Regions from separate parts of the Mus musculus genome. Here regions 1, 2, 4 and 5 are each linked to region 3. Evidence: chromatin contacts called from ENCODE POLR2A ChIA-PET data. All regions are on one chromosome and are shown on one strand. Each heading gives the region's core, a stretch centred on a gene start or an enhancer-like site at or near the end of the contact. The rest is flanking DNA. Distances are from core to core; before and after follow the strand shown. Region 1 holds the start of Oaz1 (ornithine decarboxylase antizyme 1). Region 2 holds the start of Timm13 (translocase of inner mitochondrial membrane 13). Region 3 holds the start of Mknk2 (MAP kinase-interacting serine/threonine kinase 2). Region 4 overlaps Onecut3 (one cut domain, family member 3). Region 5 holds the start of Gadd45b (growth arrest and DNA-damage-inducible 45 beta).

Region 1 (2,700 bases), core at 14-2,513, 150 kb before region 3:
CCTACTGCCACTCTATAGGTGTCTGCACAGCCTATATCCAAAGTTCCTACCACCTATATCGACGCCCTTCCCAAACCAGTCCCCATTCTGAACCCTTCAAGTGATACCCTCCATCCCACCCACTGCAGACTTTTAACTGCCAAGTGGACCAGGGATTAAGGTCACCTCACATCATACTCACCACACCACACCACCTCCATGTCCTCCAACATAGCTCTGTGAGCCCCCAAGCCTGACCACTTCCAAGGTCCTAATTCTGACCCAAATCCCTCCAAAGTATTAGAGCCCTCAACACGCAATCACTAAATCCAACCTAAACCTCATCCCAGCTTCCCCACCTGTGACTTCCTAAACCGACACAAGCTTCTTTCTCAACACCCCAAATCTGATCCCATACTCTCCCACCAAGAAATGAGTCCTCAACATGTACCCAAGAATATAATAGGATTCCTCCCCAACAGCACCCAAAATCCCAGTATTCTGCAAAGAACTCCAAACACCGGGACGAGCCCCACCTCTACATAGCATACGATTTATTACCCAAACGCCCTACAGGTAACCACAAACACTTCGCCACCTGACATTAGAACTAGCTCACATATCCGAGAGGCAGACCCCAAATTCGAGTCTCCAATCTCTTCTCAGATCCCTCCCCAAATCTTAGGCTCAACTCACAACCCCCGAATCCGATTCGAACCCAAAATCGAATCCTACATTTTCGCGAAATGTTCCCGGTCCTCCAATCAAACCAAACCCTATTCCTCAACCTGAGACTCCCTAATTCCACTCGAATCCCAAATCCGAGTCCGCGACCCGCTCCACAGGCCCCGCCCCGCCCCGCCCCGCCCCCTGCGCGATTGTGGCCGCCACAAAGGGGCGGATCTCGCGCTGCCGAGACTTATCTGGCGCCGGAGGCCGACCCCGCTCCGGGCCTGCGCGTCCTGCGCTGCCCTCTGGGGCCTACGCGGACGCTGTTTCTGGAAGGTTCGCGGCGGCGGGGGCAGGGCTCTCACCTCTCGCTGCTGCAGCCGCCGCGGCTGTGCTGACTAAGAAGCGGCATGGTGCGGCTGGCGTGAAGCGTGGCGCTGCGTTTGTCCCCTTCCTTCTCTCTGGCGAAGCAGTGGCTGTTGAGGATCCGCTGCAGGGAGGATTTCACCATCCGGCCGCTGGGGTCCGAAACCAGCAAAAACCTCCGCTGCACTTCCCGCGCCGCCGCCGCTGCTCGCCGTTCGCAAAATGGCGCCGGCGCCGACGCCCACTTTTATATGCGTCGTCACGGCAGGCCACGCCCCCACACGCAGGCGTAAACGCAGCAGTGTGAGGCGACGGAGGAACGGGGTGGGGCCACAGTGGCAGCCCAAGGAAAAACCAAATGCGTCCCACCTACTCCGGCTTCTGATTGGCGAGAGTAAAAAGACAGACAGAAGGTTTCCGTTGATGATTAGTTGGCGATAGGAGAATCCCGGCCCCGCGTGTTTGCGTCACTCTGTGGGAGGGAAGACAGAAAAGCCAGACGCGTCCCGCCCCTACAAGGCTCTGATCGGTCAATGTAGAAAAACGGACGTATTGGCCCCTTTGAGGATTGGTTGGAGTTCTGACAAGCCCGCCCTCGAGGCTTTATGACGTGAGGCGGAGGCGGGGCTTCTGTAGTCGCCTCCAGGACGTAAACCCCCATCTAGCCCAGGCCTCAAGGCTAGGACTCTGCGCCTCCTCTAGTACCTGTGGCCCTTCAGTTTTGTCATCTGTCATCCTTTCCATCTTAACCATTATGGTCCCACTCATGGGACGCCCCGCTCCGGGAAGACTGTCAGGACATAACTGTCAAGGGTACCTGAGGCTGACCTAGGCGGTTTGCTTGGTGCCCATCCCCCACGCGGCAAAATTATTCTAATGACCTTGTAATAATGGGTAATAGATTGGGACTCTTTGTTTTAAAAGCAACTTGCTATTTAAAAGAAAATCTGTCAAAAGTTAAGTATCCCAATCTAGAGAAGTATTTTATGTCAAATTGGAATTTAAACAACTTTTCTCATAGACTCAGCTTGAAGGTTTCCTTCATCCCAACCCCCCCTCCCCCGCCGCCGCCGCTTTTTTGTTGTTGTATTTTGATTTTTGTTTTTTGAGACAGGGTTTCTCTGTTTGCCTGCCTCTGCCTCCCAAGTGCTGGGATCAAAGGCGTGCGCCATCACTGCCCTGCTTACAATTTATTCTTAAAGAATTTCGTATTCTTTTTCTCTTTATGGGTTTTTTGTTGTTGTTGTTTTGTTTTGTTTTGTATGTTTTGTTTTTGAGACAGGGCTTTTCTGTGTAGCCCTGGATGTCCTGGAACTTACTCTATAAACTAAGCTACCCTCAAACTCAGAGATCTGCCTGACTCTGCCAGCTGAGTGTTGGGATTAAAGGCCTGTGGCACCACACCCTGCTCTTTCTCTCTCTCTCTCTCTCTCTCTCTCTCTCTCTCTCTCTCTCTCTCTCTCTCTCTCTCTCTCTCTCTCTCTCTCTCTCAAGATTTACTTATTTTATTTATATGAGTACACTGTTGTTGTTTCTGGTCTTCAGACACAGACCAGAAGAGGGTGTGAGATCCCATTATAGATGGTTGTGAGCCACCACGTGGTTGCTGGAAATTGAACTCAGGACCTTTGGAAGAGCAGTCAGTACTCTTAATCTCTGAGCCATCTCTCCAGCCCCCTCTAATTC
Region 2 (2,700 bases), core at 38-2,537, 220 kb before region 3:
TCCTAAGACTGAAGGGGACAGGCAAACCGTGGGCGTTGTGCCTTCAGGAGCAAAGGCTGCAGGTTCCCAGCCAGTGACTGCTCACATGAGTGTGGCCACACTAGCTATGCTCCTGGCCTCTCCTGTATGAATACTGTGTGGCCCCTCTGTGCCCCACCTCGATGGCAAGGCCTGGAAACTTGCTTCCCTGCAACTTAGTGCCAGGAGCCAGCCAGTTTCACCTGTCACCTCCCCACCACTGACACATGGTATTTTTTTAAAGAATATTTATTTTTTTACATCGGTCAGTAACGCAGCTCACTGGGATGATGCTCTGGGGGTTCAGGCCTGGAGCTGCCACAACTGGCAGCTTCCTTTACTGAGCTAGGGCGAGTTCTTTCTCTCTCCTGGCACAGCTGATGGTAGGAAGAGTCCAGGCCTAGTCTTCCCCCAAGGCAAGAGCTCTTGGCCACAGGATGCCACCACTGCCACCAACCTCCAGAACCCACCAGCCACCTCCTGCTTCTAGATACCTCCGTTTTCTTTGTGACCGGCGTTGGATCCTGGATAGTTATGGCTGGCTGCAGTCACTGCGCAGCTCTGCTGCCTTGCCCACAGGGCAGGTGTACTCTGCACTGGAGCTAGCTTCCTTGTATTTGAGGAGCAGGTCTAGAGTAATCTGCAGGTCCTCAGGGGTCTGTTTCTGGCCCTGGCTAGGTGAGATGGTTACCGGAGTGGCACTGCTGCTGGGGAGCCGCCGGCACTGCGCACATCGCTCAGCTCTACAGATTGTTTCTTTTATAAGATGCATGCCAAACGTGTGTTCCACCTTTTCTTTTACGCCTATGATTTGTAATATACATTTTACAACTGGAAACTTTTGTATACTCAAATAAACATTGACTTTAACTGCAGCCTCAGAGTAGATCTTCAGATTAAGATAGGAGCAGCAGGCTGGTAAGATGGCTCAGTGGGTAAGAGCACCGGACTGCTCTTCCGAAGGTCCGAAGTTCAAATACCAGCAACCACATGGTGGCTCACAACCATCCGTATAACTTTAAAAAAAAAACATATTAAAAAAAAAAAAAAAAAGCAGCGAGGATTTTATATTGTACGCATGCGCAGCGGGGAGGTCCAGGACAAAATGACCCTGGTCCAGCCCTTGCCAGGGCGTCAAAAGTCAGTGGGCTCACGCGGGAAGTTGCACAGCCTTCTGGGAATTGTGGTTCGGGTTTCCTTCCTTTCTAGAAGCCAAAGGACAGTGCTTAGGGACGGCGCGCACAGCCTTGTGGGAGCAGGAGTTTGCAGTTTCCCATAGAGCCTCCGAGGTCAGAGTGCACGGCGCGCACGGGTTTGTGGGAGGTGTAGTTTAACTTGTTTCCATGGTGACTCAGGCCGCAGCTTTGTCAGACTGCTGACGACGCGCGCTGCCTTGTGGGAATCGACTCAGCCTCTGTTTCCCGTGGTGCCCCGGCTTGGCTTCCGGGGCGTATGGTCGGTGTGCGCGACCGTGGCCCGGTTGACTGAGCAGCCATGGACAGCGGCTTCGGCTCGGATTTTGGCGGCACGGGTGGCGGGAAGCTGGACCCGGGGGCCATTATGGAGCAGGTGAAAGTGCAGATCGCCGTGGCCAACGCGCAGGAGCTGCTCCAGGTGCGGGGCGCGCCGGGGTTGGTGGCGGGGTTCCCCGGGTGAGTCCCCGCTGAGACCTCGCGTGTGTCCACAGAGAATGACGGACAAGTGTTTCCGGAAGTGCATCGGGAAGCCCGGGGGCTCCTTGGATAACTCGGAGCAGGTGAGACATCTCGGGAACCCGGGGTGGTGAGGGGCGCGGGGTCAGGAGCGTCTAGGAGGTTGAGAGATGTGCGCGTGCGCGGCCTCTAGCCTTAGCTACTGAGGAAGTTGTGCGCGTGCGCGGGGTGAGGACCCGGCTTCTGTGCCTAGATCGGTGCAGCCTTCATGGGTGATCCTCGGGTCGTGTGACCGTCAGTCAGGGATCCCCCTCCACGCTTTGCAGAAATGCATCGCCATGTGCATGGACCGCTACATGGACGCCTGGAATACCGTGTCCCGCGCCTACAACTCTCGACTGCAGCGGGAACGAGCCAACATGTGACCGGGACCTGTGCCTCGGGACACCGTGCTTATGGTCTGAACTGTTTTCCCTGCCAGTTAGGGTGTCTCCTCCTAGCCGCCCTGAAGTCTGGCAGCATGGAGGGCTTGGGGATCGAGGCCTCTCCCCTGGGTTGCTGCGTCCAGCTCAATCTCAGAAGAGAGTGAGGACCCGACAGAGCACAGGGATCTGGCTGGCCCCACTGACCTGTGACCTCAGGAGAGCAGGCCAATAAATCGCTGCTGGGGCAGTAAAGCAGGCGTGTCACCTCACTGCTTCAGGTCCCTTCCCCTGAGTAGGCCCAGACCTCCCAGGGTATCTTTCCCCTTGGGGTCAGTGGGCTGCTGGCTCTCAGGGAATTCGGAGCATGATCTCAGGTGTTTGGTCATCCCGGGGAGACCAGCCGAGGTTAAGAAGCAAGGCTTCATGTAGCCTTCACCTATCATGCATGAGGCCCAGGGTGCTGACCTTAACTCTGAATAAACCAAGTGTGGTGCACACCTGTCTGCCCAGCACTTGAGGGTGGGTTAAGTGTGGAGGCAAGAGGATTGGTACATGAGATTTGGTCAATTTGGTCAGTCCCACCAAAACATAAGCACCAAAGGAGC
Region 3 (2,700 bases), core at 188-2,687:
TTGAATGTGGGTGTCATGTTTTATTTGAATTGTTAGCCTGAGATAGGATCTGGCTAGGTAGCCCCAAACTACAGAGACATGCTGGCCCCCGTGGACACACACACACATGCTACAGCTAGCCACAGGTAGAAGCTATTTCTCTTACATGTGTCCCAGGAATGGGCTCAGGCTATAATTGGTGGCAAACTCCTTTAACAGCTGAGTAGAGACCCTTGTTTGAGTCTGCCAGGAATTGATCCCTGACTGCCTTGAGCTGAAGTTCTATCCCCTGCCCAAATCTGTCCAGGTAATGAACCTTGTACAGGCATGACAATCTGAATTAGAGACAAACATTTCTGCCAATGCAATCACTAATGACGACAATGAGGCTCGGGAGTCAGACAGATGACTCATAAGTTAAGCCAAACTGTTACTCTTACAGAGAACCCAGGGTACAGCCCAGCACCCACATCAGGCATCGTGTAATTTCACCTCTCTTCTGACTTTCCAGGCACCTGTATGCATAAGGCACACACACTCACACGGACGAGGACCTGTGTGAGTGCACACAAACACACAAAGAGCTGCTTGAGGTTCATGAGGCTCCAGCCTCAGTAGAGGGTGGTGGTAAAAACTTGTAGACAAACTACCCTGAAGAGGGAAAACAACCTCTTTGTGCACGGAAGCAGCCGAGGCAGCAGGCACAACGCGGTCTGACTGTATCCGAACCTGAATCGGGGATCCTAGCCCCTTCTTGTCCCAGCTATCCCCACCGAGGGCTGCAAAGGACCCAAGAGGTTCAAGAAGGGTTCATCACGGATTGCAGAGCTGGAGCACAGGACAAGGGCATCAGTATTCAGTAAAATTAGGGCTGGCTTGCCCTCCTTCGGCAGCTGAACGCGGCACCCGGCTCAAGGACAGGGAGCAGAACCTGCAGCGCGCAAGCCAGCGGGCCAACTGTGACACAGGAGAAGGCGGCCTCACGGCCCAAACTGAAGCCTTCAGTACCCTTCTGCGCAGGCGCAGGCGACTCCGGAGGCTGGTCACCAGCCTCTCCACACAGTCCTCTCCCACCCCCCAGCCAGGTCACGCGGCTGCAGTCGAGTATCTTTTCACGCTCCGCCCCCACCGTGGGAGTGCGCAGGCGCGCTTGAAGCTTCGCGCCCCACTTCCCTCGGAATCTCCCCTTCCCCCTGCCAGCTCGAAGTGCGCAGCCGTGTTTGGAGTCGCCAACACGGTCGCTGCGCAGCTCCACTCCGCTCCCCGCTAAGCTCCGCCCCTTAAACGGGAGCGCGCAGCCGTATTCTGCATTCCCCGGCGTGCTCTTCTCGCTGCGGCCTTCGACGCTCCTGGAAGCTCCGCCTCCTCTGTTCCCTGAGAAAGGCGGAGACTGGTGCGGAGGGGCGGGGTAACTTCGGGACCGCGCCTATAAAGGTGGCCGCGCCGGCCGCGCGCGCGGCTCCTCTCGGCGGCAGCGGCCCAGTGGAGGGGTCCGTGGTGGCGGTGGTGGCGGCGGTGGCGGCGGCGGCGGCGGCGACGGCGGCGGCGGCGGCGGCGGCAGCAGCAGCGGTGGCTGTGGCGGCGCTGTTCCCCGCGCAGTCCTCGGAGCGGGGTCCGGGCTGTGCTAGGTGAGGTGACGGCGCTGCGACCCCGGCCGGTGTCCGACCCCGGTGAGCGCGGCGCCAAGGGCGACATTCTCCGAGGGAGGAAGGAAGCCCGAGTCAGGCGCGGGAGCTCCGCCGAGCCCCGGCCGCCTCCGCCCGGCCGAGCGCCTCTCTCAGCCTCGGTCCTTTGTCTCCTCCGCCCGCAGGGTCGCCTCCCAAGCCGCCCCCCGGGCCCCGCGTCCCCTCCCCCGCTGGTGGGGCCCGGACTGAAGATGGTGCAGAAGAGAACAGCCGAACTTCAGGGCTTCCACCGTTCGTTCAAGGTGAGGGGTCCTGTCCGGGGGTCCCATTGCAGTGACGGGTGCGACGGATAAGCAGAGCCTACTCGGGAGGCTGGTGCAGGGCTTGGGAGGGGTGCTTGCATTGGACTTTTGTGCTGGAGGTGGTGGGGGTCAGCAGGCCGCAGCCCTGTCCCCATCCTCCTAGTAGCTCTCTCTTCTAGGACCCTCAACCCCCACCCCCAGGCTTGTGATTGGTGGCTCTGTGTCCCTTGCAGTTAGCCCGATCACAGTCGTCTGTTTCTGTGTGTGATCCTAGGCAAATCGAGTGTTTCTGTTCCTTGCAACTTCCAGGCCTGTCTTGTGCTGGTTGGGAGAGTCAGTAAGCTGCAGCCTTGCTTCTAGCTGCCTACTAACTCTTCATGAACTGCCCCAGGCTCCCCTGTGATCTGTGGCTGTGTCCCTAGCAGTTTCTCAGCCCGGGCTTTCCTACCTCTGTATGTGGTCTCTGATGGACTTTACATTTGTTTCCTGCAGTGTGTGCTTGTTGCAGGCTACAACCTGTCCCCGGCTGCCTAGTAGCTCTTTCTTTCAGGACCCACTCCCACCACTGATTGGTGGCTCTATGTCCCTCGCCATCAGCCTGATCTCAGTCTTGTGCTCCCCACCCACTTTCTGTATGTGATCCCACACTTTCTGTGTCCCCCAGGTTGGCCTTGTTCTGGATGAAAGCACGTCAGCAGGTCCTAGCTCTCTCTTTTGTGAGCTCCCCTAGGTTGGCTTGTGGTCAGTGGCTGGATGTTCCTTGCAGTCTCTCAGCCCCGTCTCCCCTACTTCTG
Region 4 (2,700 bases), core at 195-2,694, 170 kb after region 3:
TCTTCCTTCCTTCCTTCCTTCCTTCCTTCCTTCCTTCCTTCCTTCCTTCCTCTCTCTCTCTCTCTTTCTCTCTCTGTCTCTCTCTCTCTTAGTCTCTCTCTGTGTCTCTGTCTCTCTCTCTCTCTTGGTCTCTGTCTCTCTGTCTCAGTCTCTCTGTTTCTGTCTCTCTGTCACTGTCTCTCTGTATCTCTCTCTCGGTCTCTGTCTGTCTCTGTCTCTCTTTCTGTCTCTCTCTTTCCCCCATCCCCCTTCAGGGCTTACATTAAGTGTAGGATAAGTGAAAAATGCCAGAACAGAAGAGAACCTGGGAGTTGCTCTGTAGGAGAGGGTTCCCTCTGGAACTGCTGCGGTACCAGCCTGGAACGGAAAGCTCCAGGGTAAGTCCTGAGAGCTCACTGCCTCATGAATGCCTCCCTTACACAAGCCTCAATGAGTTGGTTTTGCCTCCCGCTTGGGCAGTGAAATTGCTCGAGTGGCTTAAGGATCTGCAGAGTTGCACAAAAGAGGAAATGGAATCCTTACAGTCTCTGTGGCTGCGTCATGGATTCGACACGCATGGCCAAACCACGAGCATCCCATGGCAAAAGGTGGATCTCTCAGCAGATGGGCAAGCTGGTTGGGGGCGGGTGGGGTTTAGAGATGAAGGATGTCACAAAGGCTGGGAGAAAGCTGTCAGTAAAGACCTCAGATAAGCAGGAGGGCCCGAGTTTGAATCCTCCAAACCCACGAGAGTCTGCTGTTGAGGTGAGCTTCTGAAATCCTAGCGCTGAGGACTGGGAGACAGGCAGATCCCAAGACAACCCTGCCTGGCCCTAATCGGTGAGACGCAGGTCTCCTGAGAGACTCTACTCAAAGGAAAAAAAAAAAGAAAAAAAAGAAAAAGGTGGATCAGGGCAAGAGGGACACTCAGCTCAGCGGTTACAGCACTGTCTGTGAGCACAGAGGATCCAGGTTTGTTCCCAGCACCCACCAGGGGCCTCACAGTCATCTGTAAGTCGAGCTTCAAGGGGATCCCACGTCCTCTCTGACCTCTGAGGTTGCCACGTGGTGCACAGACAGACATGCAGCCACAACATTCAAATGCATAAAGTAAAACTAAACAAATTTCCAAACAAATAGTGTGAGAGGAATTGAGAACCTCTGACGTCACCCGTGCACGTGTGAACACACAGACTGGGATCTGAGGCACGGGCGGCAGCGGGACCCGTTTTGGTTGCTGGAATAAAATACCGAGGTGAAGAGAGCTAGGGGGAAAGGGTTCATGACAACTCGGCTCGCAAGCTTGCTTGTGACTACCCAGCTTGCACTCTTGCTTGAACTCAGCTGACTTTTCCCCACTCTTTCTTTTTACATTTTAGTTTTGTTTTTAGTTGAGAGTGGGGCAGTGTCTTGCGTGTGTACGTGCAGTACTTTCTCAGGCCAGAAGGGGGAGGCAGATCACAGGAGCTGGAGTCACAGGTGGCTGTGAGCTGCAGTTGCTGGGAGCTGTGGCTGCCCTTAACTACTGAGCTGTCTACACAGCCCCCTCCCATGCCTTCTCTATTCACACAGTTCAGGACCCAAATCCAGGGACAATGTACCAGTCTTCTTCCCACCCAAGGTAACACAACAGAGAACCCCTTGGCCAGTTATGATAGTGCATGACTTTAATCCCAGCATTCGGGAGGCAAAAGCAGGTGGATCTCTTTAAGTTGACCAACCCAGTCTACAGATCGAGTTCTAGGATAGCTAGGGCCGCATAATAGAGAGACCCCGACTCAAACAATAACAGAGCACAAAGGTGATCCCACACAGACAGGCCCACATCCACCTACGCTACAGTCCCTCACTGAGACGCCATTCCCTGGTAGTCCTTGGTTGCCTCAAGTGGACAATGAAAATTGACTGTTGCCCAGCCAACCTGCATGGTAAGACCCTGGCTTCCATCCTAAACCCTACAAATATGCACCTATATTTGGCAAAGGCTGGCAGGTAGATGGTGCTCCATGCTGGCGGATGGACACTAACAGAAACAAAGGGAGATGGTCTTCCCTGAGGTTCTTAGGAGTGTGGTGGCAGATACTCATCCTGGGATGAGGATCCAACTAGAAGAAGAAATCACCCATCTATCTATCTATCCACCCATCTACCCATCCACCCATTCACCCACCACCCACAATCCACCCACCCATCCATCTACCTACCTACCTACCCACCCATCCACTCATCTATCCATCCACCCATCCATCCACCCACCCATCCACTCATCTATCCATCTACCCACCCACCCACCCATCCACTCATCTATCCATCTACCCACCCACCCACCCACCCATCCACCCACCCACCCATCCACTCATCTATCCATCTACCCACCCACCCACCCACCCATCCACTCATCTATCCATCCACCCATCCATCCACCCACCCACCCATCCATCCACACATCCCATCCACCCATCTACCTATGGTACCACCTAGCAGTCTACTACTAGACTGTTAGAAGGGGACAGAAATACAGATTCTCAGAACACACAAGATTTTCTTGTCAAGAGCTTTCTATGGATTTGTTATTCTGTCCTTATGATAAAATATTCCTTTTATTCACACAGAGACAGTAAATCATTTGTCTAGAGAGGGCCAGCCAGAGACAAACCATTGACAGGCCAGACCTGGGTGGATCTTCTTGGAGTCTCTAAAGGGGAACCCCAAACCCAGGGT
Region 5 (2,762 bases), core at 12-2,511, 250 kb before region 3:
CAGCCCAGCTATGTTGACAAACACGGGACCCAGGTGACCAGGACGGGTGGGTGGGGCGGGGAGAGAGAGAGACAGAGACGTGGGGGGGGGGAGGGCTCACCGTGACCAGGAGGCAGTGCAGGTCTCGGGCTTCGGTTGTGCCCAATGTCTCCGCCGGCTCCCCCAGGAGCTGCGCCAGCCTCTGCATGCCTGATACCCGGACGATGTCAATGTCATTGTCGCAGCAGAACGACTGGATCAGGGTGAAGTGAATCTGCAGAGCGATATCATCCTCCTCTTCTTCGTCTATGGCCAGGAGGCACAAGACCACGCTGTCGGGGTCCCTGCAGGAGAGAAGGAGTGTCAGGGGGTCGTCAGACCAGGAGCGGGTGTCACCGTGCACGGGGTGGGATAGGGGGATATGAGCTCCAGGAACCGCAGGCGGGAAGGGTGGACAAGACCCATCGTGCATCAGGAGTGTATATAAGAACAGCCCCCCAGCCGCAGTACTGCACGGGTGCTGGGGTGGCCGACTATGCAAATACTGATGGCGGTGGGGGAGGAAGCACATAGTCCAAAGTTACTGGGGTTGCCTTGTCAAAACAAAAAACACAAAACCTCAAACTTGCGAAGTCAGGGTTCTGCAGCGACTCTCTTTCCTCCTCCCCAAAAAAAATTCTCTGAGAAATGTCGCCCTCCACTCCCCAAAACCGAGAGCGCTGGGAAAGTCCCCCAAAGCCCCGAGCCCTATAGGGATGTTGGAGCGCGCGTGCATCAGAGGGGCGCCCCCACCCACGCCCGAGAAAGGGGGGTGCTGACTCACACATTCATCAGTTTGGCCGCCTCGTACACCCCCACGGTGAGGCGATCCTGACGCTGCGCGGCCACCAGCAGCTGCTCCACCGCGGCAGTCACCGCCTGCATCCTAAAAGGCCAAATGGGGAGATTAGCCGATGACAGCCCCGCAGACCTCAGGCGGCGGGCGAGAAGACCTCAGCCTCTGTTGTACTCACTTCTGAACCGCGTTGTCGCTCGCCACCAGCTCTTCCAGGGTCATGATGCAGTCACACTCCACAGCGGACCCCCACGGAAGATCCCCAAGAGCAAAGTACAAGTCCAGATACGAACCCAAGAGGCAAAAAAACCTTCCCGTGCGACCAGAAGTGTCGGAGGCCTTCCGGAGGCGGTGGGACTTCCCTTCCCAAGAAAAAAGTAGGGGTAAAAAGAAGATTGCAAAATCCCCCTCGAAATTAATCCAAGAAGACAGAGATGAACGCAGACCCAGGGTTGCTGCGGAGTGAGCGCGCGGGCGCTGCGAGCGGTTTATATGACTTCCCGGGTGGAGGCGTGGCCACTGGAGGCATGCGCTTTCCACCCATTGGTAGATGCACAAAGGGCCGAGTATCCCGCGCTGAGATTGGCTGGAGATGGAAAGGGCGGAGCTCGGAGCTCCGGCGGCCCCACGTGGGGGTCAGGGCTGGGAGGAGCGTGAACGCCAGCAGCGGCGACAGCTAGAAAAGCCAGAGAGCTCTAGAGAGAGAGCTCTAGAGAGAAAAAAAAAAAAAAAAAAAAAAAAAAAAAAACCACAGAAGTTTCTCTCCTGATTTCCCGGCAGCCGCGCTACGCAGGCCGCGCGCGGGGTTTCCAGCGCGAGAGGCTGGCCTGAACTTTCGGGGAGGGCTGTCTGGAATCCCCTCGCTGTCCCCGGAGAGTCCCTAGCCTTTCCCAAGCTCTGAAAGAAGGGATGTGCATGCGCCAGGAGGCTTACTAAGTGTTCTGCCGGCCTTGTAGAGTTGGAGAGTGTTTAAATAACGTCTAGGGTATACAGTAAACGTTTGGTAAGTTTGAGGACGGTGGGATCCTCTCCCCAAAGTGAGAACTACCAAGGCACCCTAGCATCGCCAGCACGAAGGTGCTTTGAGAACGCTCAGCCCTCTAAGGCCAGGGTCGCGGGAGGAGAGGCACACAGGAAGCTTCCTAGTGGTCGTGGTAGGTGGCTTGGCGGTGCCCCAGGGGTCCTGGCTGCAGAGCACTAAGGGATCGCAGGGGGAGAGATCCGGAACCCTTTCTCCCTCCTCCCGGCACCCCGAGAATTTCACGTGTGCACGGGAGGCGCAGGTGAAGAGCCCTCCAGACGCTCTGCGGAGTGACCCTGCCCCCTGCCGGCTGCCTCACCGTCTATCCTCAGATCGATTCGCCACACTTAACCCCTGAGGGGGAAGCCAAGTGGCAAAACCCGAAGGGTACTGACCCGGGGAGAGGTGACTGAAAGGCAGCCGCTCTTATGTCCCTGGCATTTTTGTAGTGCGTAGCATGAAGCACAAGCCCCTTCTTCCACGCGTGTCATTTATCTTTCCAAGATTTGTCAGGCAAAGGAATTGATATCTGCATTATGCAAAATGGAAACTGAGGCTTCCAAGGGCGTTCCAAGCCACAGCTTGAGGGCTGGTAGTCGACAGCAAGGACACGAGCGAGGCAGATAGACCCGCGTGGGATTCTCCCACGGTGCACGGGGGCTCCCGGTGAATCACCCTGAGTCGCCTCCTCCGCCAGCCTGGGTCCTGGCCTCGGCCGCGCGGCTCGGTTCCCCGGATCCCCGGATCCCCCGATCCCGGGTCTGGTGACGCATCCTGCTTCCTCCGCGCCACCCACCCAGCATGCGAAATGTCCCTGGCGTGAGAGGCGCGGCGGCGACACCTGGTGGCCTCATGAGGTCTCTGCTCACGCAGCTTCCGGAAAGGGAGGGGGAGAGAACACTTGGAATGATTTTTTTTTTTTTTTTT

What was found. ChIA-PET counts read pairs that join two places held with the same protein, here RNA polymerase II (POLR2A).
Region 1: POLR2A ChIA-PET joins it to region 3 with 10 read pairs in embryonic stem cell. The contact joins the promoter of Oaz1 here to the promoter of Mknk2 in region 3. POLR2A ChIA-PET finds 5 or more read pairs at or near these places in 3 of 5 experiments (Patski and embryonic stem cell).
Region 2: POLR2A ChIA-PET joins it to region 3 with 12 read pairs in embryonic stem cell. The contact joins the promoter of Timm13 here to the promoter of Mknk2 in region 3. POLR2A ChIA-PET finds 5 or more read pairs at or near these places in 4 of 5 experiments (Patski and embryonic stem cell).
Region 4: POLR2A ChIA-PET joins it to region 3 with 12 read pairs in embryonic stem cell. The contact joins the enhancer-like site here to the promoter of Mknk2 in region 3. POLR2A ChIA-PET finds 5 or more read pairs at or near these places in 4 of 5 experiments (Patski and embryonic stem cell).
Region 5: POLR2A ChIA-PET joins it to region 3 with 32 read pairs in embryonic stem cell. The contact joins the promoter of Gadd45b here to the promoter of Mknk2 in region 3. POLR2A ChIA-PET finds 5 or more read pairs at or near these places in 4 of 5 experiments (Patski and embryonic stem cell).

Annotation. Positions count from the first base shown.
Region 1 is chr10:80,825,219-80,827,918 of GRCm38, reverse strand. Oaz1 (ornithine decarboxylase antizyme 1) reads right to left here and starts at 1,263. Exons shown (of 5, transcript NM_008753.4): 1 at 1,014-1,263. The coding sequence starts at 1,159.
Region 2 is chr10:80,899,556-80,902,255 of GRCm38, reverse strand. Timm13 (translocase of inner mitochondrial membrane 13) reads left to right here and starts at 1,287. Exons shown (of 3, transcript NM_013895.4): 1 at 1,287-1,632; 2 at 1,706-1,774; 3 at 1,997-2,700. The coding sequence starts at 1,513. The coding sequence ends at 2,095. It overlaps Lmnb2 (lamin B2), which reads left to right. Exons shown (of 12, transcript NM_010722.5): 12 at 1-893.
Region 3 is chr10:80,675,030-80,677,729 of GRCm38, reverse strand. It overlaps Mknk2 (MAP kinase-interacting serine/threonine kinase 2), which reads left to right and starts at 1,437. Exons shown (of 14, transcript NM_021462.4): 1 at 1,437-1,649; 2 at 1,790-1,906. The coding sequence starts at 1,856.
Region 4 is chr10:80,508,280-80,510,979 of GRCm38, reverse strand. All of the region lies in intron 1 of Onecut3 (one cut domain, family member 3), which reads right to left. Among named protein-coding and RNA genes, the nearest start is that of Onecut3, 15 kb to the right of the region's middle. Within about 2 kb of position 1,444, at least 1 of the 3 ENCODE cell types and tissues checked has a DNase peak (open chromatin) inside an H3K27ac peak, as active enhancers do.
Region 5 is chr10:80,928,590-80,931,351 of GRCm38, reverse strand. Gadd45b (growth arrest and DNA-damage-inducible 45 beta) reads right to left here and starts at 1,261. Exons shown (of 4, transcript NM_008655.1): 1 at 993-1,261; 2 at 803-904; 3 at 101-323. The coding sequence starts at 1,036.